2 separate regions of the Homo sapiens genome follow, and region 1 is linked to region 2. Evidence: read pairs that join two places in POLR2A ChIA-PET (ENCODE). Cell type or tissue: K562. All regions are shown on one strand. Each heading gives the region's core, and the rest is flanking DNA. Links, peaks and the distances in the headings are about the cores only. Region 1 overlaps RGS2-AS1 (RSG2 antisense RNA 1). Region 2 holds the start of LOC124904474 (a long non-coding RNA gene).

Evidence for each region. Peaks named below come from ENCODE experiments on the same cell type or tissue, not always from the same donor. Only the 100,000 strongest peaks of a DNase experiment are listed, where the experiment ranks them.
Region 1: POLR2A ChIA-PET joins it to region 2 with 5 read pairs; 2 of 35 experiments call an interaction of 5 or more read pairs at or near these places.

What each region holds. Positions count from the first base shown.
Region 1 is chr1:192,930,595-192,946,857 of GRCh38, reverse strand. RGS2-AS1 (RSG2 antisense RNA 1) reads left to right here. Exons shown (of 3, transcript NR_126003.1): 2 at 9,438-9,557; 3 at 10,955-11,114. Among named protein-coding and RNA genes, the nearest start is that of RGS2-AS1, 9.5 kb to the left of the region's middle. In K562, for the core only: no CTCF peak of the experiment used is centred there; no DNase peak of the experiment used is centred there.
Region 2 is chr1:193,102,593-193,118,855 of GRCh38, reverse strand. LOC124904474 (a long non-coding RNA gene) reads left to right here and starts at 3,137. Exons shown (of 2, transcript XR_007066776.1): 1 at 3,137-3,213; 2 at 8,079-9,776. GLRX2 (glutaredoxin 2) reads left to right here and starts at 13,442. Exons shown (of 4, transcript NM_197962.3): 1 at 13,442-13,592. The coding sequence starts at 13,474. RefSeq lists silencers at 2,883-3,177, 13,264-13,503, 13,283-13,577, 13,554-13,653 and an enhancer at 4,827-5,733. In K562, for the core only: no CTCF peak of the experiment used is centred there; DNase peaks (open chromatin) are centred at 3,015, 4,775, 5,255, 5,515 and 1 weaker place.

The DNA of each region.
Region 1 (16,263 bases), core at 5,671-10,670, 180 kb after region 2:
GTCCAGGAGTTGGAGACCAGCCTGGCCAACATGGTGAAATCCCATCTCTACTAAAAACACAAAAATTAGCCAGGCATGGTGGCAGGTGTCTGTAATCCCAGCTACTCGGGAGGCTGAGGCAAGAGAATCGCTTGAACTTGAGAGGCGAAGATTGCAGTGAGCCGAGATCAGCCACTGCACTGCAGAGTCTCACTCTGTCAGGAAAAAAAAAAAAAAAAAAAAAAAAAAAAAAAAAAAAAAGAATGTATAAGGAGAAAACTAGTTTTGTGGAGGTTCAGGGAAGCCTTCTAGAGAATAAGACTTGAGGCACAGAGACAAATTATGTCTGTTGCCTAACTGAAATTGGATGAAATTGAATCAGTTGGGGATATATCACATAGAATTAAATAGATCCCCCAAAGAGTTGATGATTATGTGTAAGTGGGGAAGCTAGGATTCTAGGAAGATACACAAGTATTTGGCTTAGACAACTGGATGGATGATGGTTGGGAGGTGAGGGAAGATGTTGATTTTGGAGTGTTCATAGGCCATGGTAGTTCACACCCCCAGAAAGTAATTGGGTATAGAAATTTGGAATAAAAGAAAAACCTTTGGACTAAAGATATCATTTTCGAGTCATTGAGACTGAGTTGATAAATATAGGTATAGAATTAGAAGAGATAATTTGTAAATAATTTTCAGAATGAGACTAGAAAAAACTTAGTACATAATCTTAAAAAATAGTAACATTTAAGGGATAGACAGGGGAAGTGGAATTCATGGAAAATACTGAGAAGAAACTAATAGAGAGCCAGGAAGGAAACTTTGGTGTCATGATCTGTGGAAGGCAGAGGAAGGACGAGGGCTTGGCCACTGATGTCAAATGCTACAGAGAGCTCGAGCAGATATGGAAAAGTATCAACCAGCTTTAGTAACAAAGGCATCACATGATCAGGATAGTTTCTGTGGAGTGGTAATGAAGGCCAGATTGCAAAGAATCACTGAACAATAAGGAGAAACAAATGCAGACCATTCATTTAAGATTCTTGACTATAGAGAGATGAAAGAGATCACCATGGATGAGTTTACTATAGTCTAAGCACTGTTTTAATTTTTTTTAAGATTTCTTTTTAATTTTTAGCTGATAAAGATCTGAGCATGTGATGAATATGGGAAAAAGCCAATCAGAGAAAGAATGGTCAGAGATACAGGAGAGTGGGAGTGTCCTGACAAGAGTGAAGTCCCACAGCAATAGGTGGGGTGGGATCCTGACCGCTGGTGGAGAGAGAGAGATGACTTCCTGTTAAAGTCAGCATTTGTCACTTTCCTCTTGATCTTGTAATAGAGTGATTACAACAGAATAAATTCATACAGTTTCACAGACGAGAATGAAAGAGGTGTCAGGAAAAAGAGGGAGTTCAACAAGATTCTAGAAGATGGAAAGTGAATGGCGTTTTCACAGATGTAGTAGGGAGGCTGCAGCCAAGAGGGTCTCAGAAAAGATATGAGTAAGAAGAAAAATGATTTTCTTGCAGAACCCAGTGAGGGTCAGAAGATATTTTTAGACGTTAGGTTCAGCAGAGAAAAGTTCAAAACATGGAGATGGAAGTCTATACATGGAATTGCCAATTACTACAATGTACATAATACTGGCATAATTTCCTCTAATTCCCAGTTAGAAGATCAGAAGTTTCTTCTCTAAGTAAATTGGACAGTGTCCCCCCACCCCCCCCAACAAATGACCTCTAAATGGTGTCATTTAAGAACCCTGGTATAATAACTTGTTTACTCAGTCATCTCCCTAAAGCAAATCAGCCAGTTGAAACACTTCATTCATGTTAGCAGAACCTTAAATATGAACAAAGGCTAAGGGATCGCTAGAGATTTGAGATAACATGAACACAAGTGGAAAACAAAGAAATCTCTGGTCCTCGAGGAAATACATATAGTGCAAAGAACAAGAGAGAAACAATGTGTAGCAACTTGGATATAGCTGGAGGCCATTATTCTAAATGAAGTGACTCAGGAATGGAAAACCAAATGTGATATGTTCTCACTTATAAGTGGGTGCTAAGCTATGAAGATGTAAAGTTGTAAGAATGATGTAATGGACTTTGGGGACTCGAAGGGGAAGGTTGGAAGGGAGGTGGGGGATAAAATACTACATATTGGGTATAGTGTACACTGCTCGGGTGATGGGTGCACTGAAATCCTAGAAATCTGAAGAACTTACTCATCTAACTAAAAATCACCAGTACCCAGAAAAACTTTTCAAAAACAAATGACAAAGGACTTGTATAGTAATTTCACTGAAGAGATATACAATACTATACAAAGAGATATATATTACTATACAAAGAGACTTGTATAGTAATTTCACTGAAGAGATATACAAATGACAAATAAGCTCAGATTTCCAAATGGCAAATTGAAGATGTCCAACATCACTGATTATTAGAAAAATGCACATAAACATTTTATTATGGACACACAGTTACCATAATAGAATATTATTCGGCCTTAAAAAAGGAGGGAGATTCTGACACAAGTTACAACATGGAGAAACCTTGAGGATATCATGTTAAATGAAATAAGCCAGTCATAAAAGGACAAATGGTGTATGGTTTTACTTATATGTAGTCCTTGGAATAGTGAAACTCATAGAAAAAGAACTAGAAAGCTGATTGCCAAGGGCTGAAGGGAGAGGGGAAAGGGGAATGATTGTTTAATTGGTATAAAGTTTTGAAAAATAAAGAGTTCTGAAAATGGAAGAAAAAAGAGAGAAACACCAAATAAATTCTAATTAGTATTCTCACGGGAATTAAGGATGCCTTGAGAAGGGAATTCAGAGACCAAAAAATAGATCCTGGAAATAGAAAATATTCATTAAAAATTTTAAAAATTCTATAAAGTAAATGAAAGATAATGTTGAGAAGAATCTCCCAGAAAGTATCACAAAATAGCTAAATGGAGGGCAGATATTTCATGGAAATCCCTAAAAAAGATTTTAAATATATTTTGTATAAAAATTTAAAGTTGTTGATATACAAAAGAGGAGAAAGAGCTGATGGAGATACCCAAGATTGTTAGGCAGTAAGTGATTCTGGGAAAGGTAGTGATAAAGGCAACAGCAGAGACAGCTGTGGTTACACAGCTGTGTGAATTTCAACAAGCAGTGTAACCTCTTTGACATTTCTCAACAGTAAATTCAAGACAATCGGACAATCATTAAGAAGGCTAAATTAGTTCAAATAAGAAGCAGCACCTGCCTTATAGTAAATGCTCTCTAAGTGTTGGCAATTAATATGACCCAAATCTCTTTTTCTTTGGAAAACCAAGCTCTTGGGAAAAAAAAAAAAATCAAAACACAGATAGGGATTCTATGTTCAAAAATCCACACTTGTAGATGAGCCTTTACTTAACTTTCAGACCATTTGTTCTGCTATGAGTTAAAACATTCATTTCGCTGCTCCTTTAAATTCTTCGTTCTGTCTGTAGTGTTGTGCCTCTCTTCTCCCAAGGCACCGGGGAACACTGTGGAATTACAAGGATAACAAACTTGGTGTCTAACTCTAAAGTTAATTGCATCACAGGAACAGATGTAAGATTTCAAATGTTACAAGATCTACAAAAGAGTCAGATGATGGCAGGATTATATGTTCTTGAGGTTTAAAATAGTGATAACCCAGACTTAGGTTGAAACAAACAGCAACCCCTGTAGCTTCTGTAGAGGAAGTGAGGCCTGCTTTGATGGGAATTCTCATTTGGACATGCAGGAAACATGATGAGTATTTCTCCTGGGCCTCTACCTGTAATAGTAGCAACCCTCAGTGGAAAAAAAGGACACTTTTGTGGAAGGGGTAACTTTTCTTCCTTTTTGCTTCTTTCCTCAGGGACATTCCACTTTCCCAGGCTTTTGTATGACCTGGTATGGTTTTTGTGATTATGACAGGATTTTCTGTTCTTATGCACTGTGTGTAAGTTCCCTGTAAGTCTGAACCAAGCCTATAATCTTTCAGTTTTCTGTAAATCTTGACGCAGGCCCCTCCAAGGCTTTGTGTTTCCAAGTATTGGAATTGTGATTTGATTGGGAAGATGTATGAATCAGGGCACATGGCTGCAAGTGACAAAAAGATCTTCTCAAAACAACTTTATCAAAAAGAAATACTTGTTTGCCTACCTACCTGGAAAGTCTGGAATACAGCTGACTTCAGATATAGTGGAGTACAATAGCTTAAATGAGAATTAGAGATGTCTCTCTGCTTTTCATCTCTGCTTATTTCTGTTTGTGTTAGCACATTGGGCCTCTTTTTCTGGTGATACAGACAGGCTTCTTCCATACGACTTGGGAAGATGGCTATTAAGCAGCTTAAATTTAAATCTTCCTAGAATTGTGACTCCAAAGGCAAAGAAGGAAGTGCTCCTAATTTGAACTAATCTAATAGTCACATGGAGGATTCTGACTGGCCCATGTGGGGCCTTGTGCTCATGTTCTAAGGAATCATTGTTGCTTGAAGCATGGACAACTCTGGCCTGACATGGTCCCTGGCTCGTACCTGTGACAGGACACTGAGGTAAGGGGGAGGCCTTTCTCAATGAAGAGGGGATGTGCTGTTATCACACATGTAGCAGATAAAACTATAGTTACTGCATTTAACATGATGAGAGAAAAGAGGAAGCCGATCCTCTTTCGTTTTCATTATATCTTTGGCTTGATAACCATATTCAATCTTAGCTCCTCAGAGACCTGGTGGATATTCTTGATTATTAAATTAGTGCTTGGCAGATATATTTGGCAATTGGCATTCATACACATTCGCGCACAATATTATGACAATACATTTTGAATAATGCTTTTGATTGAGCTGTTTATTCATTCTCACTTTCAACAAGCTTCTGTCAAGTACCTAGTACAGGACATGTACTAGAACAAGTCATGGTCTCTGCCCTCATCAAATTTACAGTGTAATGAAGGAGGAAGAGACAGATAGACAGGCACATACCCTTTGAAACTGTACTAAGTACTACAAGATTATATAACAAGAGTAGATACCTTGGTTATATAGGCATATGAGAGACACTGTCTCACAAGAAGTTATATTTAGGTGGAGTCTTGAATGATGAATTCAAGTTAATCAGTTGAAGGTCTTAAGAATGAGCTTCTAGGGAGAAGAAACAACATGTGTGAAGGACCCAGATTGGAAGGAAAGTACTGAATGATATCTGCTGTATGAGACCGAGGAGAGTGAAGGGCACAAAATGTGAGGTGAAAGATGAAGTAGTAGATCATATAGGGCCTTACAGGCTGGACTATGAACTGCACATTTTTATCCTACATACTAGTGGGGAGTCCCTGAACGATTTGATTCAAGGCAGTGATAATTTGATGTATGTTGGCAAAAATCATTCTGGTTATTTCATTCATTTATTTGTTTGGGCTATGGACTGTGGAACTAGGGCACAAGACTGCTTGGGCTTGAAGTCTAATTCTTCCACTTACATGACCCAGAAGAAGTTATCTAATTTCTTTGTGCCTCCATTTCCTCATCTGCAAAATTAGACTAGCAATAGTAACTACCCTCATAGGGCTGTTAAGAAAATTAAATGAGTTAAAATGTATAAAGGTAAGAAAAGTCAAATACTGCATGTTCCCACTTAAAAGTGGGAGCTAAACATTGGGTACACACGGACACAAAGATGGGAACAACAGACACTGGGGACACTAAAAGAGGGGAGGGAGAGGGTCAAGGGTTGAAAAACTACCTATTGGGTACTGTGTTCACTATTTGGGTGACAGGTTCAATAGAAGCCCAAAGCTCAGCATCACACAATATATCCATGTAACAAACCTGTACATGTCCCTCCTGAATCTAAAACTTAAAAAAATAGGAAAGAAAGAGAAGTGCTTTGTATATAGCATTATCTAAATCTTTGCTATTATTGTTATTTAACATATCTTTATTGAGCAGCTGCTATGAGACAGACATTGAGGAAGTATGAAATTGTCTTTGCAAAGTATGACAGTGTTTGCTCACTAGAGAAATTATGTAATAAGGGTCAGAGAGTGTTGGGTGTCATTTTGAATTTGGGTGATCCTGATTTTATAAGGTTATCAGTCTGCCCACTTTGCAATTATGCAGGTTATTGTCTATAGATTTTAGAGTTAGACAGGCAGAACCTGAATTTTATTTCTGGCTTTGCCTCTTACCAAATATCTTCATTTAATAAGTGTCAGTACCCTTATCTGTAACATGGGAACGTTAAATGTACCTACCTCATACTGTTACTATAAAGAATAAACAAGATTATATATGTATGTATATATGTATGTGTGTATTTATACATATTGAATTTTTAGCACTGTGTGTGCTACATGATAAGAACTCACTAAATGGTAGTTACTGTGAATCCTAATTTAAGAAGTCGTGATGGTATGTTTATTTCAATGCAAATTTCCGTGCTTAATGTATTTGTCTGTCTAATATGCGCTCTGAGCTATTGACAAATTGGATTCATTGTTAGTTGCTTAAAATATACCCCAAAGAGGAAGAATGCACACTGGGCTAGTATTATAGTTATTTTTAACTATAATAAAAAATGGAATGGAAAAAAGCAGAATAGAAATAAGAGAGATTTACAATGTTGCTAAAAATACTTATGGATTTCTTAAAGCTTTGATGATGAAATTATAAGCTAAATTTATGTTAAAAATAATTATTGAAAAGAAGAAGATAAAATTGTGGAAGAGATATATCCAAAATACTTCCTTAGCTAACAAAGAATTAACATTTTAAAATTATCATTTTTAAAACTTGCATATGGAGCTTCAAATTTTATCCTCTTATTATTTTAAGGAAACAAATAAATTTAGTGAATTTTATAAAGCACAAATGTTTGCTCTTTAAAAGATGAAGTCTGATTTAAATATCTTTTTGTCATTTTCAAACTTATTTTCAAATCTACCCTTCTGATTCCTATTCTTGTCTCTAAACATGCATTATTATATGCTAGAGCTAGATGGATTTAATTTTTTATGATCTAACACAAATAGAAAGTGAAATATGAAAAGGATATTTCCATTTACATAGCAATAAGTTAACATTAAATCTAGCTTTATGATGTTTAACTTTGAGGTATCCTGCCAAAACACAATTGACTGATAGGATGGAAATGAAAGCCACTAATGGGATGCCTTGTTCTATAAATCAGAGTTGAGGATTATGGAGCTAAGGTCATTTTCTTTATCGCTCTTTGAGGGAAGGCAAAGTAAGTAAACAAGCTTAAATGAGTCTATGGGCCTGGGTTCTCTGCAGGGATACTAAGAGAAGACTAAGACTAAGAGGTAACTGACCTCGGGAAGTTTATCAGCCTGTGGCAGATACCTACAACCACTCAGGAAACAAACTAGGAGTAGGTGCTTGCAAGTAAATTGACTATAGGAGAAAGAAAAGAACAACATTAGAAAGAGAAGATCACACAGAGGAAAAGTGAATTATAAGGTGAAACGCCCAGCAAATATCCTGTAATTCCTCTGCACTGCACAAGCCAGAACATGATTCTAATTCTTCCATGCTAGAATTGACAACACAATCTACTGAGAGAGGTTCTTTAGCATTTAAAAAATATGAGAATAAAGATTTATTTGGCAAAAATTTTCTTATTATTAAAAAAATTTTAGATAATTTTTTACAGCCCTCTGTGCAGAAGACACGTATCTCATAAAGGAAAGACATTTATATATACACACGCCTTGCATTTTAAGCCTCAAATGATTCTTCTAAAAATACAAAGTATAAACTAGGTATTTGGCACGAAAAATTTAAAAGAAGAATGTACAATGTCTCTTTTTTTAAAATAAAATATTTATTTCAACTTTGCAGGAAACTAATGCTTTATTTGTTATTAAATTCAGTTCCTTTTTCACCTCCACATTTTCTCCTAGACCACTGGAATTTCCTCTAACTCTTTGATTGCTCGCTTGTTTTTATGTGTTTTGCCCTGCTTATTTTCCTTTTTCTGGCTAGTTTCAGCGTCTAGTGAAACTACACAACTGTAGTCCAGTAGTTCCCTGAACTTCAGCTTTAATGAACAAGAAAGTAAAAATACATTAGGGGACACCAACATGGGATTGCCAATTTCCTTTTTGTTTTGCTAATGAGAGACATTAAAAATAAATTTCAAAATACTGAATAAAGACTCAGAAGAGTGGGAGGGTGAGAGGGGGTGAGAGATGAGTAGATGGTGAGAGGAGGGAACCATGTACACTATTCAGGTGATGGTTATACTAAAAGCCCACTACACAGTCTATCCATGTAACAAAACTGTGCTCGTGCTCCTTAAATGTACACACATTAAAATAAAATACAGAATAGATTTAGTTTTATACAAAATTCCCTACATTGTTCTTATGTCTGTTATTTCCCCCTGGTCTGGTGAGAAATGTGTTATTGGCTGATCCCAGTCCGGAGCCCCACTTTGGATGTGCTGCTCTACTCCAAGAGAATTAGTCTAAAGGATCTAAAGCTTCAGGTTAAGAACAAAGAGTTAGTTCCCTATATCCTTTGTTCTATGATTACAAAAATTTACATAAAAACACTTTTAAAATTATGTGTTCTTTTTTGTTAAAGGAAATATAATCTTCAGTGACTCTTCATGATGTTGAAGGTGAAATCTCATTTGGAGATGATTACTTTTTCTTTTCTTTTTCTTTCTGTCTTTTTTTTTTTTTTTTTTGAGATGGGGTCTTACTCTGTTGCCTAGGCTGGAGTGCAGTGGTGTGATCACGGCTCACTGCAGCTTTGACCTCCCAGGCTAAAGTGATCCTCCTGCCTCAGCCTCCTGAGTAGCTAGGGCTACAGGTGTGTGCCACTACACTCAGCTAATTTAAAAAAAATTTTTTTTGTAGAGACAGAGGTGTCACTATGTTGCCCAGGTTAGTCTTGAACTCATTGACTCAAGCAATCCTCTTGCCTTGGCTTCCCAAAGTGCTGGGATTAACAAGAGTGAGCCACCATGCCCGGCTGGCTTACATTTTCATTATCTGGGCCCCATTTGCTGTTACAGCCTTTTGCTACCACTTACACTCCCTTCCATATGTGGGTCTCCATACACCCCTGTCTGAGGTCCAGTCCTACTGAATTGCCAGGCTCCTTTATGCTTTAACATGTGCTGTTTATTTTCTGAGGACTTTTCATTTAAAACCCAATTTAAAGACCAACTCCTTGAGGGAGCCTACCTGGGTACCTCCAGGTAGAGGCAGTGACTTCTTCCTCTGTGTTTTTCTAAAAGAGCTCCTTAAAGATAGAAACTATGTTCTTTGAGATTTTTGTTATGCAAATGTGCATTGCTCTAAAGTTAAAATGTATTAGGCAAAACTTACCCTAAATTTTGAAATTTTAATCTTTCTTTTAACATGATTAAAATCTTAGGCAAGACTCCTTTTGTACTGGCTTGTGTAGGCAAAAGAAAGCAGTATAGAGATTTATTCTCCCACTGGCATGAAAGCTGTGATTCTGACCACCTTCTACATCACTGTCTACCACCCCTACACCAGCTCTTAGAAGACAGAGTAACTACAGGCAAGTGTTTTGTTTGTTTAAGATAGCACACTACACGCTCAATATATCTATGTATATACATGAATAATGAAAAAAAATATCTGGATAGATACATACACACAGTCTCTACTCACACATACACACAGAAAAGTGAACAATGCTTATGGATATATATTTTCCTTTATTGTGAACAACTTTCCATGCCAATAAATGTACTTTTATTTCATTATTTTTCTGCTAGCTGCCTGGATGGCTATATTTTATTTAGATTTTTAATTCTTTGGAACAGTGTTCTAGAATAAATATTTGTCAAATGAAGGACAAAACATCTCCTCAGTGCTTTCATCTAAGCCTGATTTGAGACTCTAATGAGTCCAGAAGTGACCTTAACTGCAACCTCCAATAGGAAAACAGGAAGGAAAATGATAGAGAAGTGGTGGCAATGGAGTGACTCATTCTGTTTTTGTGTTTTTCCCCTCCTATCATAAAGTAAAAAACAGTAGCTGAAAAAAAGATGTGGTTTCACAAAACATCATCATCATTTCCTTACTAAAATGACAATGTAGCAACATATGATTATGAAAATTGACTTGGGTGCCCAGATTATATGCCCTTGACGCAGGATGCAACAGTTACTTTACCCAAAACATTACCTTTACTGAGGTATTAAGAATTCTGACATCATGTTCTGAAATAAAGTAATTGACAAAACAATAAATTGATTTGAGATTTGAATTGATTTGAGAAACTCTTTAAATATATGGATTGCATTATATGACTGGCAAGAGACATGCAATTGGGAAGGACCTACCCTCAGAGTGCCTAAGATTGGTGCCTAATGATGTTATGAGGCTCACCTGCCCAACACTAGGAAGGAAGAGAAGAACTTACAAACTTCTCTAAAAATCTTGACCTTGAACTATGGCCTCTCTCTGCTCCTGTCCTCCTTATGGACCTGACCACCTAGTGATTTGAGTAGGATGTGAAGGTGCCATGGCCCAAACCCCAAACCATCATCTATTGAATAAGGTCTGTTGTTGCCTAGAGGAACTCCCAACCACCATCTTCCCAGCCTTTGTAAAGGAGCCATTGTTCTAAATAGGGAGAGAAGCCCTTTACTTTACCTTTTCCTCCAACAGGCTTCAGGGAATAGCTGTGGTTCCTTAACGTTGTGAGTTGCCTAGTCAAGAGCCAGTCTCCCTTTTTCTTTGTTAGCGAAGCCCTGACTTCTCTTCCTGTGCCTCGAAGGTAAAACACTGCTCAGTTTTGGTAATACTTTTGTCTTATCAGAGACTGGTGTAAGGATGAGTATGTGATCTAGGTCTAGCTGATAAGAACTCAGCTGGAGAGCTTCTGGAAAAAATCTCTTCATTATTAAAAGGAGATGCAGGGATGAAACAGTCTCTTTTCTTACATAGGATGCTGTGGTACCTGGAGTGATGCCAGACTGCAGAGGCCACCTGGTGACATGAGGAGAGATTCAACTTAACATGGTGAGGATGGCAGAGTAGAGCTAAAGTGGAAAAAGCATTTCCCTGATGAATTTAAGAAGCTACTGAATAAATATGTCTGGAAGTACCTAACTCTGGACTAAGTGGCTTTATTTGGTTAAATTGAGATTCTACTTCTTGTAGCCAGAAGCAAACTTATTGTTTAATTCTCAATATTAAGAAGTCCTAATGATTCCTTCTGTTGCTTCTACCAAATCTGGTTTTAGAACTCCTGGGACACACATATTCTTTATCATATAGGAATCTTTACTAACACTATTCCATCTATGGAAAATAACTGTTTATTGCACTGCTATTTAATGAAAATATATTGATCCTTTTAATCTAGTCTAAATCCTATTACCTGAGATAGCCTTCCAACATTCCACCAGGCAAAATGACTTCCTTTAGTCTATGTATTGCACTTGGTTTGGATCAGCCTTTCTGCAGTTATCCTTTTTTGCTTTAATCTATATGTATACATTACTGAATCTCTTCAAGTAGATATAAACCTTCTTTAACACAGAAATGAAATAATTTTTTTCCAAATGATTTAAGGAATCATGCATCTTTTTTTCCCATCAAGATCTCTCCTACAGCCCTGGTACAGTACCTCTTAGCAGGCGCTCCTTACGATTTACCCAATTGGTCATGTGTGAAATGAAAAGGTTGAATTAAATGATATTGACAATCTCTTCTGACTATAAGATACAGTGATGATGTCTACACTGAAGTGAAACCATACTTCTCACAGATATATAGAAGTTTGAGAGTTAAACATGAAAAAAAGGAAAACTCTAAGCGTGGATGGTGGTGAAATACAAATATCTTGTATTTTTTAAAATATCACTGTTTTTAATACTACTAATTTTGAACATCTTTACTCATGATATTTACTTTTTGGTGATTATCCAGGATAGCTCTTTGAAAATGCAGAAAGTCCTGTTGTTTAGGAAGAATGTACTAGAAATAGAGTCTCATAATACGTGGCCAATCATAAATATTTTACAGGCCTGCCAATATTTTGGGATTTATTGTAGAGTCCTCTGCCCTTGTTTTAAACTTTGCACACCCATGACATGTTGGGTTTGGAGGAGGATTTGCTTTGTTTGGGGGAAACACTCCAGTGGGCTATTTTTGAATTATGTTTGACATTTAGACTTGGAAATACTGTATTTCCAAGATGCTTATCCCTCAATAAGCTCGCAATGCTTATGTAAAAGTATATCAAGAGAAAATTTTAATCACCTGTTGATGTGATTTTTTTCATAAAGGACTTCCTTAATGTGGACTTCTCTTCGTGTAGATTAAGTGGTGGGTACAAAAATAAACACAAGATGGGGGAAAGTATTCAAGGTTCAAGAACTCAGACTTATCCCTTAATTATTTTGCTCTTATTCTCATTTCTAAGATTTATGAACCTAGGAAAGACACACACACGCACACACAAAATCCCTAGAGACTCTGTGTTTTGGTTTAGCTTAATGATGGATCAAATCTCTGCTTGTTTTTCCACTGGTACCTTGATTAGTTCTATTGGCTCACATGAGAACAGGCAGCTAGGTACACATTAGCTTCTTGCAAGGTTCCACTGAAGAGATGGAGTGGAGGTGGGGGTGTGGAGGAGACAATAGGAGGAAGAAAATGAAGACTGATGCAGGAAGACAAGGGAGGGAGAGCAGGGAGCTTCATGCATTCCTTGGCTGGGCATAGAAAATGGTGACTTTACCTAGCTGCAGAGCTGAAGCTTCTTAGGTAGAAATCCTGCCCTGTGCTTGTCTAGAAGGAGACACAGCGTGGGGAATTTAGCAGAGTTACCTGCAGCTAAGGCCAAAGCAATTGCAAACTGTAGAAGTGGAAGGCACTTGTTGTGTTAAATCAAACTATGTTTTTGACTAATGATCATTTTCTCAAAATGAAAAGTAGCCATGAAACCAACCTGTTTTCAGTTTCTATAAAACACAACAGTTCAATATCTCTGCACCTTTGCTCATGTTATTCCCTCTATCTGGACACATCCCTGTTTCTCCACCTATCTCTTACCCTTTCCCCCAAACCTGAGAGAACCTAAACATTCCTTAAACTCCCCTTTTCTCTGAAGCCTCTTCTGACCTCACTTTCACCTCTAATCAGGTAGAATTTACCATTCTGATTTTGAGCTTCCCACTATAAATGATAAAATTTGTTGTAGCCCCTATAATACCTTAGTGAATTTATTTTCTATATTTTTCTTCTATTATTGTGTTTTTACCCTCTTTAGGGCAGGGACTGATTCCTAATTATCTTTATATCCTTAGAATTCAGCACTGAGACTGGCTTATTGTAGGGATTTAGTATATGTTAGTCCTGTGCGTAAGTAAATGAAGAGTGGTGAGGGAGGAGGTTTAACGACTAAATTGGTAAGGGCAAAAGGATTTCATACCCTTACTTGGTAGATCTGTGCGGTGGTGGTTACCACCCTACAACTTCTTCAGAAGCTGTCATTTCCATGGGGCGTGGAGCTCTGCAATGAGGAGCGTCCCTTCCCTGCTCTGTTTAGGAATCCTACTATTAGTATACTTTCTGGGCTTATCTTCTCTTTCCCCAACTAAATCCCTTGTGACCTCATGGAAAAAATGAAAAATAACCAGTTATCTGAAAAAGTTTGCTTATTTGCACCTAAATTTATTCAACAACCTTCACCAAGTATTTACTGAGTATTTATCATGCTCCCAGCACGATGATAACCTACATGAGAGCTAGGGGATATTGCAATTTGCAAAATCTACACAAGTCACTGTCACTCCTTTGAGGTTCCCAAGAAAAAAATTCCAGAAAGCAATTCACCAGTGCCCTACATTTTAATTTTGTTCTTATATTTATTGGGGATGAATGAAGAGTTCAGCAGGAAATTTCTCCTTTGCTCTGGAAGGTATTTGGCCTTATAGAAAAGAATATTGGCTTTGGAGGCAGCTAGAACAGTCTTAGACTCCCTTCTCTTCATTTGAAGCTATATGGTAATTCACTCAACACCTATAAACATCAATTTCTTTATCAACAAAAATGATAATACCTATACTTTGTAATTATATTAAGAATTAAATGATATAATGAACACGTGAACACATCTAGGAAACAACGGTGCTCACAAAATGTTAGGTACTCTCAGTATTATTATTATTTCACATAGTGCAGAGTGCTAAGAGTAATACCCTTCAGCAAACCTTGTGCCATCTTTATGAATGTGTTATGATTTGCACATTTAGAGCAGACTGTATCTATTAATTCTTTTGTGGAGTGATAGGGATTGCTTATAACATACTGTAAAAATACCTTGATGGAGAAGAGAATCTGATAAGAGAATATCAAGGCTATCATCATTGTTACAACACTGGGATTTCTTCCTTGGAGTCTTGGAACTACTCCAGGCCCAGAATTCTCCAGCTCAGCTCTGCCAGGACTAGATGAGTGGTGGTATGTTGAGGCTCAAAAGATAGCACCAACCATAGAATTTGCACTATGGAGTTAAAAATACTCAAGTTTAAAACAAAATAGTGCTTCTCCCACTATGATGTCCATATCCTAAATCCCTAGAATGCATGAGTATGTTGCCTTATGTGGCAAAAGGGACTTTACATTACAAATGTGATTAAGTTAAGGACCTTGATATGCAAAAATATCCTGGATTATCCAGGTGGGCTCAGTGTCATCAAAGGGTCCTTATAAGAGGGACACAGGAGGAATCAGAATCTGATAAAGGAGATGGGACACTGGAACCTGAGTTTGGAATGATGTACATAGAAGATGGAGGAAGGAGCCACAAGCCAAAGGATGAAGGCGGCTGCAGAAGCTGAAAAGGCAAGGCATTGAAAGAATTCGCCCCTGAAGCTTCCAGAAGGAATGTAATTCTGCTGACAAATGCTGTTTTAAGTCACTATGTTTGTGGTAATTTGTTGCAGCAGCAATAGAAAACTACACACATATTAAGTTTGGATAAAGAAAATGTAGTATATTGTGGAATAATGAAATATATTCAGCCTTAAAAAAAGAAGGAAATCCTGCCACGTATAACAACATGGATGGGCTTGGAAGGCATTATGTTAAGTGAAGTAAGTCAGACACAGAAAGACAAATACTACATGATCTCACTTATATGTGAAATCTAAATAATAGTCAAACTCCTAGAAGCACAGAGTACAGTGGTGGTACCAGGGGTTGGGAAGGGAGGGAAGTGGGAAGACATTGGTCAAAGAGTACAAAGTTTCAGGTACGTGAGATGAATAAGTTCTAGAGATCTAAAATACAGCATGGTGACTATAGTTAACGGTACTCTATTGTGCACATGAGATTTGCTAAGAGAGTAAGAGAGATCTGCCAAAAAATAATTATTATATAGCTATGGATATGTTAACTAGCTTGATTGTGGTAATCGTTTTACAATGAAAATGTTTATCAAAACATCAAATTGTATGCATTAAATATATGCCATGTTTATTTGTCAATTATACTCCAATAAAGCTGGAAAATAAATCATTTTGGCACTTTGAATTGGAGCTTAGAGAAGTCAGAGCTGGAGGCATTTTTCAGTATGAAGTTGGTATTCCAGCTACAGGACTGGCGAACTTTGCTCTGCCACAGAGTGTAGGTGGAAAGTTTGGGCCCTGGAGCAGCAGGGGTCAAGCAGGGAAAGAGGAGCTCAGAAGGAGAGGCCAAGGAGGTGGATAAAACCTTCAGAGGGCAAGTGTCCCGGAAGCTAAGTGAATGAAGAACATGCTTAAGAATGAGGATGGAATCATCTTTGTCAAAAAAAAGTCTCTCTCAGCCTTGTTTCATTATCTAGAGATAATATACAAACAAAAATGGTCAGAGCTCCTAGAAAACCTTCCAAATGATTGTTGTACTTAATGCTATTATTGATAAATGAATTCAGATCTCTTTTGATTGTTCAGAAACATTTTAGGGCAGACCAACCTTGAAGCAACCCAGTTAATTTTTTTCCTTCTTTTAGCATCCTCTCTGTTTCGGTCTTAGTGGTTCCCTTATAATCATGGGTTCTATAGACAGTAGAGACTGGTCAAAAGACAGAAAACAAGCACTAACTTGGCTCTTTTCTTGTGTAAGGAATAGCTCTTGAAAGACAATAGCAAATGATGATACTTTGATGCAGCTAGAGAAAAGACTGTTTACTAAAGTACCCTGCCTGCTTTGCGCCTTTTCCAATGTAATTAAATGACAATAAAATCCCACATGAGAGTACA
Region 2 (16,263 bases), core at 1,026-6,025:
CTTTCTTCTTTTCTAATATATACATTCAATGCTACAAATTTCCCTCTAAACACTACTTCGCTTCCTCCCATACACTTTGGTAAGTTATGTTTTTATTTTCTTGCAGCTCAAAATATTTTAAAATTTATCTTGAGATTTCTTCTTTGACTCATGTTATTTAGAAATGTATTGTTTAAACTCGACATATTTTAGAATTTTCTCGCTATCTTCCTATTATTGATTTCTAGTTTAGTTTCATTGTGGTCTGAGAGTAGATATTGTATGCTTTATATAATTTTAAATTTACAAAAGTGTCTTCTATGGCCCAAAATGTGGTCTGTCATGGCGAATGTTCCTTGCATGTTTAGGAAGAATGTTTATTCTGTTGTTGTTGAATAGTCTATAGATGTCAACTATATCAAGATGACTGATGGTGTGGTTGAGTTCAATTACATCCTTATTGATTTTCTGCCTGCTGGTTCTGTTCATATCTGATACAGGGGTGTTGAAATCTTCCACTATAATAATGGATTCATATATTTTTCCTTGTAGTTCCATCAGTTTTTTGCCTTATATAATTTGACGCTCTGTTGTTAAGCACGTACACATTAAGCATTGTTCTGTCTTATTGGAGAATTGACCCCTTATCATTACATAATGCTCTTCTTTATTCCAACAAACTTTCCTTGTTTTGAAGTCTGCTCTGTCTGAAATTAAAATAGCTAATCCTACTTTTTTTTATTGGTGTTAGCATGATGTATTTTTCTCCATTCATTTACTTTTTATCTATATGCGTGTTTACATTTAAAGTGGGATTTTGTGGATAACATAGAGTTGGGTCTCATATTTTGAACCACTCTGACAATCTCTTTTAATTGGTGCAGTTAGACCATTGATGTTCAAAGTTATTATTGATAAAGTTGGATTAATATCTACCGTATTTGTTATTGCTTTCTATTTGTTGCCCTTGTTCTCTGTTCCTATTTATATCTGCCACAGTTTTTCTCCTGTGTGTGTGCGTGTGTGTGTGTGTGTGTGTGAGAGAGAGAGAGAGAGAGAGAGACAGGGTCTTGCTCTGTAATCCAGGCTGGAACCTAATGGTGTGATCATAGCTCACGGCGGCTTCAAACTCCTGGGCTCAAGTGATCCTCCCACTGAAACCTCTAGAGCGGCTGAGACTACAGGTGTACACCACCACACCGAGCTAATTTTTAAATTTTTTATAGAGACAGGGACCCACTTTATTTTTTAGGCTGGTATCAGATTCCTAGGCTCAAGAAATCCTCCTGCTTCAGCCTCCCAAAATGCTGGGATTACAGGCCTGAGCCACTGCGCCCAGCTGTTTGTGGTTTTAATTGAGCATTTTATATGGTTGTATTTTGTCAGTCTTTCTTTCTTTCTTTTTCTTTCCTTCTTTCTTTCTTTCCTTTCTTTCCTTCTTTCCTTCTTTCTTTCTCTTTCTTTCTTTCTTCCTCTTTCTTTCCTTCTTTCTTTCTCTCTCCCTCTCTCTCTCTCTCTTTCTTTCTTTCTTTCTTTTTGAGGTGGAGTCTCACTCTGTCGCCCAGCTGGAGTGTAATGGCACAATCTTGGCTCACTGCAGCCTCCGTCTCTCGGGTTCAAATGATTCTCCTGCCTCAGCCTCCCGAGCAGCTGGGATTACAGGTGTGCACCACCACACCCAACTAATTTTTTGTATTTTTAGTAGAGACGGGGTTTCACTATGTTGGCGGGGGCTGGTCTTGAATTCCTGACCTCAGGTGATCTACCCACCTTGGTCTCCCAGAGTGCTGGAATTACAGGTGTGAGCCACCACACCCGGCCAATTTGAAGGATTTAAAAATCTTCATTGCTTCAAATATTTCTTCTGTCTTTTTCTTGCTTCTCCTTCTGATATTCCCATTATATGTACATTATACCTTTTGTAGTTGTCCTACAGTCCCTGAATATTCTGTTCTGGGTGGTTTTTTTTTGTTTTTTTTTTTTTGAGACGGAGTCTTGCTCTGTCACCCAGGCTGGAGTGCAGTGGTGTGATCTTGGCTCACTGCAACCTCTGCCTCCCGGGTTCACGCCATTCTTCTGCCTCAGCTTCCCGAGTAGCTGGGACTACAGGCGCCCGCCACCACACCCGGCTAATTTTTTTTTTGTTATTTTTTAGTAAATACGGGGTTTCACTGTGTTAGCCAGGATGGTCTCGATCTCCTGACCTCGTGATCTGCCCGCCTGGGCCTCCCAAAGTGCTGGGATTACAGGCATGAGCCACCGTGCCCAGCCCTGTTCTGTTTTTTCAATCTTTGTTTTCTTTGCTGTTCAGTTTCGGAGTTTTCTGTTGAGAGATCCTTTAACTTGGAGATTCTTTCCTCAGCCATTTCAGTCTACTAATGAGCCCACCAAAGGCATTCATCATTTCTCTTACAGTTTTTTTTTTTTTTTCACTTCTAGCATTTTTTTTTTTCAGGATTTTCATTCCTCTGCTTACATTGCACATCTGTTCTTGCATACTATCTACTTTATCCACTAAGACCCTTAGCATATTAATCATTGTTTTAAATTCCTGGTCTGATAATTCCAATATCTCTGCCATGCCTGGTTCTGATGCTTGCTCTGTCTCTTCAAATTCTGTTTTTTTCCTTTTATGTAATTTTTTTCTTAATAGCTGGACATGATATACCAGGTGAAAGGAGCTGCTATAAATAGGTCTTTCATAACATGGTGGTAAGTTGTGGGGGAGAACAAGTGCTCTGTAGTTCTACGATTAGGTCACAGTCTTTTAATGACCCTATGCCTCTGGACTGTGGACTTAGTTCCCTCCTGCTTCCACCCTTAATTGGGACAGGATAGCTAAAGCAGGCTAGACTTGGTGTTTTCCTTCCCCCAAGTCACTGAGGCTCTGAAAAAAACCCCAGCAGGTTAGACTCTAGTTAACTAGTTTTTGCTGAGGGCAGGCCTTGTTAAGAACATAGTCCTCTACTCTATTTCAGAATGATTCATTTTCCCTCCCCCTGCTGAAAACAAGTGAGGATTTTCCTAACATACTTACTGTGAGAACCAGGTCAAGCTCCTGGGGATGAGTCACAAAACTGTGAGTCCACTCCAACCACTTGAGTCAATCCCCCTGGAATTTTTAACTCTCAGACTTGTCCACACTAAGCATCCAGCAATTCACTGATCACAGTTTAGAAGTTCTTATCCTAGCACTGGTTCTGTGGCCATTTCCACTCATGAGTCTCTGCTCAGGTAAGCTGTGAATCCCTGTATTCATCTCTCTCTCTCTCCAATATTGGGGGCAGTGTTTGCCCTGTATCTTCATCTCTTTCACGGATCCAAGAAAAGTTGATTTTTCAATCTATTCAGTTTTTTTATTTAATGTTACAACAGAATGACAACTTACAAATTCCTTACATATGGAAATAAACATATATGTTTTTTACTTAGAAACTGTTCTGGCTTCAAAACATTATTTATTAATTAAATTAATTATTTGTATAATGTCTTGAACGTAGTTAAGGATCTGAAATTTACCACGTTTGCTCTCACAGTAAATACTTATTTGTAGCACTGTAAGAATTTTATAAAATTTACCCCTAAAAAAAAGTATTACTCTTGCATTGCATGAATACCATTACAAATGTTTTATTTATATATGTATACACACATATTTACATTTATATATGGAAATTTAAACATGTCGTAGAAGCAATGATAATTTATTTAACTCATAAAACCAACATAGGAAATATAGGAAGTATAAATCATGAGAAGATTAACTGTGGTCCTGTTCAAAACAAAATATTGTATTGACATTACTTTTATATGGTATTGAAATTTAAAGATTCTGAATCATGCTAAAAGTTCTTCTTTTATCTTGGAAATAACTAAGATCTTGTCTTTTTACCTTTTAAGTACGGTAACAAGGGCTATTCAGGACTCACAAAATAAACACAAAGAGTTCGATGGCCTTTTCAGTGTACGTGCTGCCAAAATGAGTACTTTGATGACTTTTTTGTTTACTTTTACGTGATTGTTTATCTAAACTATATATTCTTAGAGTGAGCACACAATAATTGAATGTTTTGGTTTTTTGTTTTTTGATTGTTAATCTTTAGAATTTTCTAAGAGAGGAATAAAACAGAGAAACAGAAGAAAATGAGAGAGTTGACTTCAGATAAATATAAAATTATCACCTTAAAAGGCTAATTATGCTTTCTCTGAAAAAAAGAGAAAGTTTAGATATGGAAAAACTCATTTTAACATGTACACACACAAAAGAGCGTTATAATAGCTGATTTAAAGAACAACTTGGGCCCTGGACAATTTTATCCACCCATACAGTGAAAAATCCAACACTTATTAATCTTCAGAGTAAGAAAACAAAGGAAGAGATGTCTCCTACGTTAAATTAAATACTCTCTTTTTTAGACAAGCAAGAAAATTTCCTCATGAAGTCTTCCTCACTTTTTGTTCTAAAGCACCTCTCATATGAACAATCTTATTCTTGTCAAAAATAGCTAAAGTGGGTATTGTAATCTCAAATTGTCTCTGGTAAAACTGTACCAGTTAGACAGATAAACATGCAAGTTAATATTATAGTGTGAAAACATAAGGGAAGTAGGTTTTGTCAAGTAGAAAGCAGGTTTTAATTAAGAAGGCCCTATGAGTACTGCAGTGTTCCCTAAAATGGCATTTGTGTAACTCATGTCTTTATAAATTGGCCAAAGGTTAATGGTCACCAAACATGGGGTGGACAAACCTCCTGATTCCAAGCAGATAAAATTAAAGTACTAACACAAAGACAAAACTAAGGAGGATGTCTTTGCATAATTTGTAATGGAGACTCAAGACAAAGAGTTGGTTCAAAGAGAGTGGTCTGAGGAGACCTGAACTTCCCAGCCCCCAGGGCCAGCACAAGGATAGAATTATAGAGCCTCTGCCTGGTATCTTCTTGTAGACTTTTTCTCTAATTGACAACTTGGTAAGCAGACAGACCGTAAAAGGAACAGCTGGAAGACTAGACAACAGTTTCACCAAGGAACGATACAAGTCTGATCAGATAATGGAAGGATGCCAGGGCACCTAATTCCTAAGAAAACAAAATAAAATTCAGTGCGAAGAACTTCAACAAAATATTGGAGCTCAATTCAGTATAAACTTACCTCCTCACTGTGTGCCAGGGGGCCTCAATCAGAAGACACAAGATTCCAGATGTGACGTCCACACTAGAGAGTTGAGGATCTTAGCCTGCAGCGGCAAGGTCTCAGCTGAATCTTGGTGGAAACTTCACTTCTGTCAATGACTTGCAAACAAATATCACCAGGGGCACACTCTAGGCAGAGTTAGTTCACCACAGGCCCTGAGCATTCCTGCATATTCTTGCTGAGGATGCCAAATTGCAGAGCTATCTTTCTGCTGATTCTGAGTAGTTGCTGTAGCTCATCACATAGGTAACTAAATACATGAACGTAGCCACAGCATTGAGACAGCCACATGGGAAGGAGTCCCTGAAGAAACTCCAACCACCCTGCCCACAGGGGTGGAGTCTCAGGAAGTTCACGATGTTTGCAGAGCGGGGAGCCTGGCCCCATCTCTTCTGTGTGGAAACTGGGATTCGAACTGCTGAGTAGGAAGCGCTCTAGCAGGGACTCTGGCCTAGCGAGAGTCCCTGTTTCCCCCTTTTCTTCCCTTTCACCCAATAAAACCCTGTCTTACTCACCATTCAAATTGTCTGCAAGCCTGAATTTTCATGGCAGTGGGACAAGGAACCCCGTCTTTAGCTGAACTAGGGAAAAGTCCTGCAACAGCATGATTACTGCTCATTCACTAGATGAAGAGGACTGATTTGATTGCATCTTGCTGTAATATTTGTTCCTAGACCTTTGGCCCTGGGCAATTCTCTTAAAAAATAACCCACTGTGGGGGCCAGGCACGGAGGCTCACCCCTCAAATCCCAGCACTTTGGAAGGCCAAGGCGGGCGGATCACCAGGTCAAGAGATTGAGACCATCCTGGCCAACATGGTGAAACCCTGTCTCTACTAAAAATACAAAAATTAGCTGTAATGGCACGTGCCTGTAGTCCCAGCTACTCGGGAGGCTGAGGCAGGAGAATCGCTTGAACCCAGGAGAAGGAGGTTGCAGTGAGCCGAGATCGCGACACTGCACTCCAGCCTGGTGACAGAGCAAGACTCCATCTCAAAAAACAAACAAAAAAACCACTGTGGGTTGGGTGCGGTGGCTCATGCCTGTAATCCCAACACACTGGTAGGCCAAGGTGGGCATATTGCGTGAGTCCAGGAGTTTGAGACCAGCCTGGGCAACATGGCAAAACGCCATCTCTACAAAAAGTACAAAAATTAGACTGGCCTGGTAGTGTGTACCTGTAGTCCCAGCTATTTCAATGGGGCTGAGGTGGGAGGATGGCTTAAGCCTAGGAGATCAAGGCTACAGTGAGCTGAGATCATGGCACTGCACTCCAGCCTGGGTGACAGAGTGAGACAGTGTCTCAAAAAAAAAAAAAAAAAGTAACTGCTGTCATCTGACCTTCCATGCCTCCCTGTTGCAACTGGGGCTCAGGAAACCAATGCAAATATGTTGACACTCTGGTTACTGCTTTCAGTAATAAAGCCCTTCATTGTTGATCCAAGTGTGTTGTCTCTGTGTCAGCATTCATGAAACCTACAAACTAATCTGTCAGCTTGCAAGGAGAATAAAATGTCCGACTCTTCACAGTTCTTGATCAGGAGGTGGCAGATTCTTTTCTGCAAAGAGCTAAATATTAAATATTTTAGGGTTTGTGGCCACATAAGGGCTCTGTCAAGTATTTTTCTGTATTGGTTTGTTTTGAAACAACTCTTAAAAATGTAAAAATTTCCAGGTGCAGTGGCTCACAACTGTATCCCAGCACTTTGGAAAGCTGAGGTGACAGGGTGGCTTGAGCCCAGGAGTTTGAGAGCAGCCTGAGCAGCATAACGTGACCCCATCTCTACAAAAACTAAAACATTAGCTGGGCATGGTGGCACACATCTGTAGTCTCTGCCACTCGGGATGCCGAGGTTGGAGGATTGCTTCAGCCCAGAAGGTCGAGGCTGCAGTGAGCTGTGATTGCATCATCGCATTCCAGCCTGGGTGACAGAGCAAGACTCTGTCTCAAGAAAAAAAAAAAGTAATAATCTTTCTTAGCTTTTAGGCCATACAAAAACAGACCACAGATAGGCTTTGGCTCCAGTTTGCCGACCCTGCTTTTAACACACATTTTTTAATCAAACAAAGTTAAGTTTATTGGCTGTTTGCTATAATCGAGACCACATATTATGTGTATCTGTGTAGTATTTCTGCAAGAAGGTGTTAGACTAGATCTGTTCAATTTTGTTTTTTGTAAGGGAATTTTGGAAAGGATTCAGTGATATGGGGTTTTGCTCTGTATTGGTTCCTATCACAAAGCAAGGGTAATTTTATGATTGGGTCTCTTAATTTTCTCTAGAATAGAGATTAGTAAACTTTTTCTGGAAAGGGCCAGATAGAAAATACTTTAGGCTTTGCAAGTTACATATGGTTTCATTCATATATTCTTCTTTGAATAATATTTTAAAGAGTTTGTTGAACTCTTTAAAAAATGTTTAAACCATTCTAACCCAAGGGTTGTTAAAACGCAGGTTAGGAGTTACTTCCTCTGATATGCCTTCCCAGATTCTCAAATTCAATGTAGATTCCCCTCCCATGTATTCTCCTAGATTTTCGTGAATGCTAGATTCATTTATATACTGTTCACTACAGTGCCTGGCATATGGTGGACACGTAATATTTGTTGAATGCAGGAATAAGAGTTTAATTATTTGTGGAATCCCATCACTTAATGGTGAGAGACAATATACAAATGGGAAATGGCCAGACTATATATAACAACAGAATTCTGACCCATAACTGCTGCAGCAAACAGATTTGGCCTGCAGAGTTGTATTTTTATTTATCTAGAAGGTGGGAAGAATGAAGTGAGGCTAAAGCTGTAAGTGGCAAAGAAGTAGAAGTCACTCAAAGTGGTCATTTGGGGATCTGTGTTAAGATATGATTATTACTGATTGGTCTTGTTTTTTCTTATTTTGTTTTTTAGAGACAGAGTCTTGCTCTGTTGCCCAGACTGGAGAACAGTGGTGATTATAGCTACTGCAACCTCAAACTCCTGGACTCAAGCAATCCTCCCACTTCAGCCTCCCAAGTAGCTGGGACTACAGGCACACACCTGGCTAACTTTTTATTTTGTGTAGAGACAGGATCTCCCTTTGTTGCCTAGGCTGGTCTCAAACTCCTGGCTTTAAGCAATCCTCCTGCCTTGGCCCCCCAAATTGCTGGAATTACAGGCATGAGCCACCACACCCAGCCCTTGTTTTGTCTTGATTCATTATGGTCACAGAGTGGTTTTATCTGGTTGTTGGTATTCTGAATTTATTTTTATTTAACAGGAAAACACAATGATCCAGCTGTTAGTGCCAATCCAGATCCTGAATGGCAGAGGCTGCTCTTCACTTTGTCTATAAGTAGCGGGAGTGGAACTGACTTCTTTCACTACTGCAGTCCTGACTATGCCCATATCAGATCCCTTATCAGATTTGTGCTTTATATAATAGCAATCAGCTTGATAGGTCTTTGTTCAGTGTTTGGACCATATAGTGGAGCTTTGGTAACACTAGAACTGGAGACTTGTGATTAAATCTCATTACCATTAATGTTAAGTATAGCCTTGTGTGGGAATGTTACAGAGAAAAGGACTTAGAGACTTACCGAATCGAAACTTTATGTCTTGGGAACTCTAAGGATAAAAGTAATTTTAAAAAAAGAAATGGAACAATTTTTTCTATCTTGGATAAAATAACAATTGAATATTGTATTGGTCAGGGTTCTCCAGAGAAATAGAATATATATAAAGAGATTAATTGAAAGGAATTCACTCACATGATTATGGAGGCTGGCAAGTTTAATATATGCTGAACCAATGTCCTAGTTGGAGTCCAAAGGCCAGAAAGCTTCTGCAGAACCAAGGAGATCCAATTATCCAGTTTGAAGGCCATCAGGCAGGAAGAGCTAATGTTCAGTTCCAAGGACATCTAGCAGAACTCTTTCCTGGCTGGAGGAGGGTCATCATTTTGTCCTATTCAGACTTCCAACTGATTTGATAAAGCCTACCCACATTATGGAGGGCAATCTGCTTTACTCGGTCTTCAAATTTAAATGTTAATTTCTTTCCAAAACATCCTCACAGAAACACCTAGTGGCCAAATACTTGGGCATCCATTGTCTAGTCAAGTTGACACATAAAAGTAATCATTAAAGATATTGGGCTTTTTTTTTTTTTTTTTTTTTTTTTTTTTCAGAATTGAGTTGAGCTTGACTCAACAGTCATCTCCTAGGATAAATTGTACCTGTATTGATAATTGTTCTAAGGTGCTCCAATAATATGGGGATCTGTTGGGGCTGGGGGATGATGGTCTGATCTCAGTCTGGTTGGCTACTGGTACAGCAGAAGAATAACATGTTGAATTTCCAATAAAAAGAAGCAGCAAGCCCAATTCAATAAAAACTTCAAAGAATATCTAATAAATAGCCTTTGCGAAACCAAGAAAAGAAAGTAGAGGGCAGTAAAAGTAAGGCATATGACAGAACTAGATTTGTTGGTTTATTTGCTCTTTCAACACGGATTTTTAAATATGGAAACACAGACAAGTCATGCTTGCTTTTTTAAACCAACAAATTAAAATTGCGAACATGGCTAATTTCAAATCAGATTAAATAAAAAATTTCTGCATGGAAAGCATGTAATAGCTTTTGTCTTCTTCCTTACCACCTGGAGAGCTCTTCCCCTTCCCTTCTCCCTCTGCCCCCACCTTGTCTGCCTAACTCTTACTCTTGTTAAAACCTTAGGTTACAAGTTTCTTCCTCTGCCATTCCTTCCAAAATATCAAATTCAATTTAGGCCTTCCTCTTATGTATTATCCTAGGTTTTCATGAATGCTAGTGTCATTTCTGTGCTGTTCACTACAGTGCTTGGCACATAGTGGGCACATAAAATTTATAGAATTCAGGAACAAGAGGTTAACTATGGAATCCCATTATTTAATGGTGAGGGACTGAATATATAAATGGATAATGGGCAGAACACACATGACAATAAAACTCTGACTTCGAGCAAACAGACCAGAACAATTAGAACTTGGTTAATGACTACCAGCTTTCCAAATATGCTCCCCAAACCAGTCATATAGGATGCTTCCCTTCCAGTTGGCCTGCCTTCACGTCTTCATGCCAACAACTTTTTTTTTTTTTTGAGATGGAGTCTCACTCTGTCACCCAGGATGTAATGCAGTGGAGCCATCTTAGCTCACTGCAACCTCTGCCTCCCGGGTTCAAGCAATTCTCCTGCCTCAGCCACCAGAGTAGCTGGGAGTACAGGCATGCGCCACCACACCCAGCTAATTTTTTTTTGTATTTTTAGTAGAGACGGGGTTTCACCATATTGGCCAGGCTGGTCTCGAACTCCTGACCTTGTGATCCACCTGCCTCAGGCTCCCAAAGTGCTGGGATTACAGGCGTGAGCCACCATGCCTGGTCTGTCACTTTACTTTTAAAATGTACAACTTGATATTTTGATACATGTATATGTCTTAGTCCATTTTCTGTTGCTTATAACAGAATATCTGAAGCTGAGTAATTTGTATATAAATTGTTCTTACAGTATTGAATGCTGAGAAGTGCAAGGTCAAGAGGTCACATCTGGTAATGACCTTCTTGCTGGTGGGAACTCTGCAGATTCCCCAAGCCATGTAGGACATCATGGGACAAGGCAGCAGAGAACTCTGTTTTATAAAGCTGCCAGTTCTACTCCCATGATCACCCATTAATCCATTCATTCATGTTCCAGCTCTCATGCCCAATCATCTCTCAAAGGCCCCACCTGTCAGCACTGCCACATTGGACAGTTTCAACATAAGTGTCAGAGGGGACAAACATTCATTCCAAAGCCTGATACACTGTATAATAACTATCACAATCAAGCTAATTAACATAGCCACCACCTTTCATATTTACCATTTTTTTCTATTCCCTTTATTTTCTTCTCTCTTTTTCTTTCTTTCTTTTTTTTTCCAGACAGTCTTACTCTGTCGCTCAAGTTGGAGTGCAGTGACGCAATCTCAACTCACTGCAACCTCTGCCTCCCAGGTTCAAGCGATTCTCCTGCCTCAGCCTCCCGAGTAGCTGGGATTACAGGCGCGTGCTACCATGCTCGGCTAATTTTTGTATTTTCAGTTGAGATGGGGTTTCATCATATTGGCCAGGCTGGTCTTGAACTCCTGACCTCAGTTGATCCACCCATCTCAGCTTCCCAAAGTGCTGGGATTACAGGCGTGAGCCACCGCACCTGGCCCCATTTTCTTTCTTGTGTGCAAGTGTGAGAACACAAGATCTACCCTCTTAGCAAATTTCAAGCATACATTGCGATTTTCCTAACTATAGTCACATTGCTGTACTTTAGCTCTCTAGAACTTACCTATCTCGCATAATTGAAACTCTGTACCCTTTGACCAACATCTCCCCATTTCCACCTTCTCCCAGGCCCTGGCAACCACCGTTCTACTGTCTGCTGACATATTTCTTAACTTGCTATTGCAGTCATCACAACTATGACCAAAAATAATAATCACTTCTGTAGCTACCCCACGAAGCACAAAGAAGTTGAAAATTATCAATATATTTATTAATATATTATGCTGAATTCAGGCATAACACTTTCTTCTGAAGTACTTTACATTCTGAAATCCTTAAAAAAATCTGTCCAGTGAATTCTGTGCTTGATAATAGTCCATCTATGCTGTATTAAAATTAAATTGTAACATGATCGGTTCACCTCATAATGATCTTTATTTCATAAAACAATTTGAGATGAGGTAAAATTTGACTTCAAAACTAACATAACACCATAAATTTCCAAAATAGTTTTATAAAAAAATTAAAAAGCCCACAACACTATAGATAGATAACATACCTTAATTTTTATTTTATTTTATTTATTTATTTTTTTATGAGACGGAGTTTTGCTCTTGTTGCCCAGGCTGGAGTGCAATCGTGTGATCTTGGCTCACTGCAAACTCTGCCTCATGGATTCAAGCGATTCTCCTGCCTCAGCCTCCCGAGTAGCTGGGATTACGGGCATGCGCCACCACGCCCGGCTAATTTTGTATTTTTAGTAGAGACGGCGTTTCACCAATATTGGAGGGGCTGGTCTTGAACCCCCAACCTCAGGTGACCCGCCCGCCTCGGCTTCCTAAAGTGCTGGGATTACAGGACTGGCCACTGCGGGAGCTGCGGCAGCTGCGGCCTCTGGGTACGGGGTCAGCGGGCAGTCCTGTAATGGCCACATTACAGGACAGGCCATCGCGCCTGGCCACATGCCTTAATTTTCAAAGTCAAATTTGTCTTTAAAAAGAATGAATTCCTACCCTTTGGGGGTATTTATTTTTGCAACTAACTTCCATCCTTTTATTAAGTAATCAAACATAGCCCATTTGAATGTTGGAAAAGAACTGTCAGAAATACAAGTTCTTATTTTGTACTTTGGTAACATGAATTTTACACTTAGTTGAACATGAAGAATCAAAAAAGCTCTGGATTGTTGTAATAATTGTTTAGAATTTTAGATGTACCATTTGACCTTTGACTTTAAGATGAATTTCAGTGTCCTCAGTAAATAAAGGCTTACCCCCAACCTTAAATAGTGACGCACAAAGGCTATTATTACCACCACTGAGTGGCTTAAATAATCCTGTCAACAGCAATCGCCCATTTCCAAAGCCATGGTGAAACATCTCTGTGCTAATTTCTTTTGTTTTGTTTCCTAATTTTTTTTTTTTGGCAGGTGGTGGGAAATAATCTTTGTCTTCTTTGGAGTAAACCTTCAACACCGGATTTTTTCTTTTAATTATGGATGTAAACCCCAATATCCCCATAATTTACATTGGGTCTCGACCAATTGCCTAATTATAAGAGGATATATTTAGGCTCTTATTTCATCCACACAAAAACTTGTGTAACAGGTAGTTGGAAACATCTGAGGCACCACTTTGATTCTGTTTTGGATGGTCATGTTTTTTCTCCTCCGTTTCCCCAGCATGTCTGCCACCATCCTCATGCACTGCTTCCAAGTGCCTGGGAGCCTTTATGAGCGTCCCTAAACCTAAAAGAATCCAGAGGCGGGGCTCGGATGAACCCTCGAGATAAGCAAGTGAGCCGCTTCTCCCCTCTAAAGGATGTTTACACGTGGGTGGCACTCGCTGGAATCCAGCGCTCGGGCAGCCCTGGGAGGACGCGCTCAGCTGCGAGGAGGTGACCGGCGGCGGCGCGGGCAGTCCGGAGGGGCGGGACGGGGCGGGGCAAGGCGGGGGCCGGGCCGGAGGAGGCGGGCTCCCGGGATCCGCGGTGTCCGGCAGTAGAGCTCGCTGCAGATCCGGGCTCTGACCATGATTTGGCGCCGCGCGGCGCTGGCGGGGACGCGGCTGGTTTGGAGCAGGAGCGGCTCGGCAGGCTGGCTTGACAGGGCGGCGGGAGCTGCGGGAGCTGCGGCAGCTGCGGCCTCTGGGTACGGGGTCAGCGGGCAGGAGTGCCGCGGCGTGGTGCGCAGGCCTTGCGGGGGTCTGGAGAAAGCGGTGGGCGGAGGTGCCCCTTTGCCCCGGCGCCGGGTGGGCGAGGCGTACTAGCGCGTGGGCTCTGAGTCATAACACGCAGAGGCGCTCGAGGGATGGGCAGGGAAGGGTGCCCTCCGCGGCTGTGCTGACTTCAGGAGCCTGTGACTCTCGCGTTGAAAATACTTCACTCATGTTCACTTAGGCCATCCCTCTGTGAATTGCTACATAAAATACAAGACGCCGCAATCAATTGGAATTTCTCTGAAAGAGCGAATGATTCTTAGTCCAAGTGTGTCCCAAATACTGCAGTGGACATAGGAAAAACGGAACAGTTTTCTGGTGTTTGGTTACAATTCTAATTTGACCGGGCGTCCTGCATTCTTGTTTGCTAAACTTAGCCACCCTACTGCAGGAAGTGAAGGCGATGATTCCCGCTGAATGGCCAGAGCTTTTAGGATAGAGGCTGACTGATGGTGATGCCGCCTGCGGCTAGACCGAGGATAGTGCTTTCCTTACACTTCCTCGTTTGGAATATCAGCGGCTTCGGGACCTGCAGTGGAAGGGAACTGCGGCTGTGCTGCCCACGCCCGCGCGGCTGGTGCCTGGCGGTCCTGCCGGCTCGCACTTCCGCGCCTGCCACTGCGCACTTGGCCGGAGAGTCTGTCTCGCTATCTACTTGATCTGGGAGCTTCTATCAGTTTTGCAAGATTCTAGGAATCTCAAGTTTAACTTTCCAGACCAAGCTAGAGACCCCTCCTGAAGGGCTAATCACAGGCTGTTAAGTGTTTGACAGCTCTTTGAGGCCCCGCCGTGTTTTTTTCTGCGTATCCCTGGGGTCAATATAGCACTTTGCCTACTTAGCACACAGTAGGCGCTCCATAAATGTGGCATGACTAGGTGCTTCATCTGTGTTGAAATGAAATGTTTATTGTGCACTTACTTCCTCCGTGCATGTTTCTATTCATAGTTCGCGACAGTTTTTACCAAGGTCAACTAGAAATTGAAGGGAAAGGGTGTCTTCCAGAAACTTTTATTTGGGTAATATTTCAGAATGCACCTCCTACCTCCTCTCACTACCCAAGAAAACATTCTCTTGTGTTCTATTGGAGCTCCTTCAGTAGTAAATGCTGTAGTAGATGGTTTGGGTATGACAGTTTAAGTGCTGGACCTGAGATGAAAGGACTTGCTTTCTTAGTTGATAAACCAAATACAGCTTGCTGATTTATTCCACCAATGCTCTTCCTTAGGGCTAGGCCAGTGCTGCCTAACCTTTTCTGGTTTAGGCTTCAGGAACTCAACTTTCTTTTATCTTAAAGCTTCACCCTCCTCTCAGGTTGGCTGCAGTCTCCCTAGCTCGCTACCCTTAACTCCTTCCTGAGTTAAGCGCACAGGACTTTTTTTTTTGTTTTAAAGTGTTCCTTGCTAATACTATTAGGAAGCAAGGAATAATAGATTGTAAACATTGGGTAGGTTATAATGTTATAATGTTTAATTCCTGTCTCTTACTCTTCTTTGTTATAACTGAACAAACTGATGTTTGCTGTAGCTTCCTCACTCTAGGTGAGCTGATATCATAATCGTTCCCCCTTATCCGTGGTGGACACGTTCCAAGACCCTCGGTGGATGCCTAAAACCTCGGATAGTACTGAACCCTATACATGCTATTTTCCTATACATACTTGCCTATGATAAAGTTTAATTTATAAATTAGGCAGAGTAAGAGATTAACAACAATAATAAAAGAACAATCACTTTAATAACAAAATGCTCATTTCAAGGAATCCCTTGCTGAATCTTCTCATAGGCCCAGTGCTTTTTGGCATAACACATTGCTGTCAGTTGGAACACTTTTTCTGTTCTTGTCTCCACAAATTTAATACCTTTTCTGGCTTAACTAAGCACTTATACCTTGTGGCTGTAACTTGCAGTTTGAGGTGTGACATCAAAACTGCCATGAATTTTTTACTTCTTTACAACTGCACTGATAGAAGATCCGTTCTTACCATAGACCTTAGCAACCTCAGCGTGTGATTTTTTTTTTCCTATTAGGTGGAGAACTTTCACCGTTTCACTTAAAGGAAGCACTTTAGGGCTTCTCTTTGACGTACCTGAATTGCCAGCATCACTACTCTAGTGGTTTGGAGCCATTATTATTATTATTATTTAAGACGGAGTTTCACTCTTGTTGGAGCCATTATTAAGTAAAATAAGGGTTACTTGAACACAAGCATCACCACACTGTGACAGTCGATCTGGTCACCAAGACAGCTGTTGACTAAAGCGTGGGGAGCTTATACAGAGTCCATATGCTGGACAAAGGGAGGATTCATACCCTGGGTAGGAGGAAGCTAGATGGCTCAAGATTTCATCATGCTACTTAAAACTTACGAACTATTTTCTTCTGAAATTTTCCATGTAATGTTTTTGGACCACAGCTGACCTTGGATAACTGAAACCGTGGATAAAGGGGGACTACTGTGTAGGGCAGATGTTCATTATCCAAGGATAAGATGTACTGGAAAAAGCTATTAGAGTGGATTCACTTAAAATAAGACTAGTATTTCAGGCCAGGCGCGGTGGCTTACACCTGTAATCCCAGCACTTTGGGAGGCCGAGGTAGGTTGA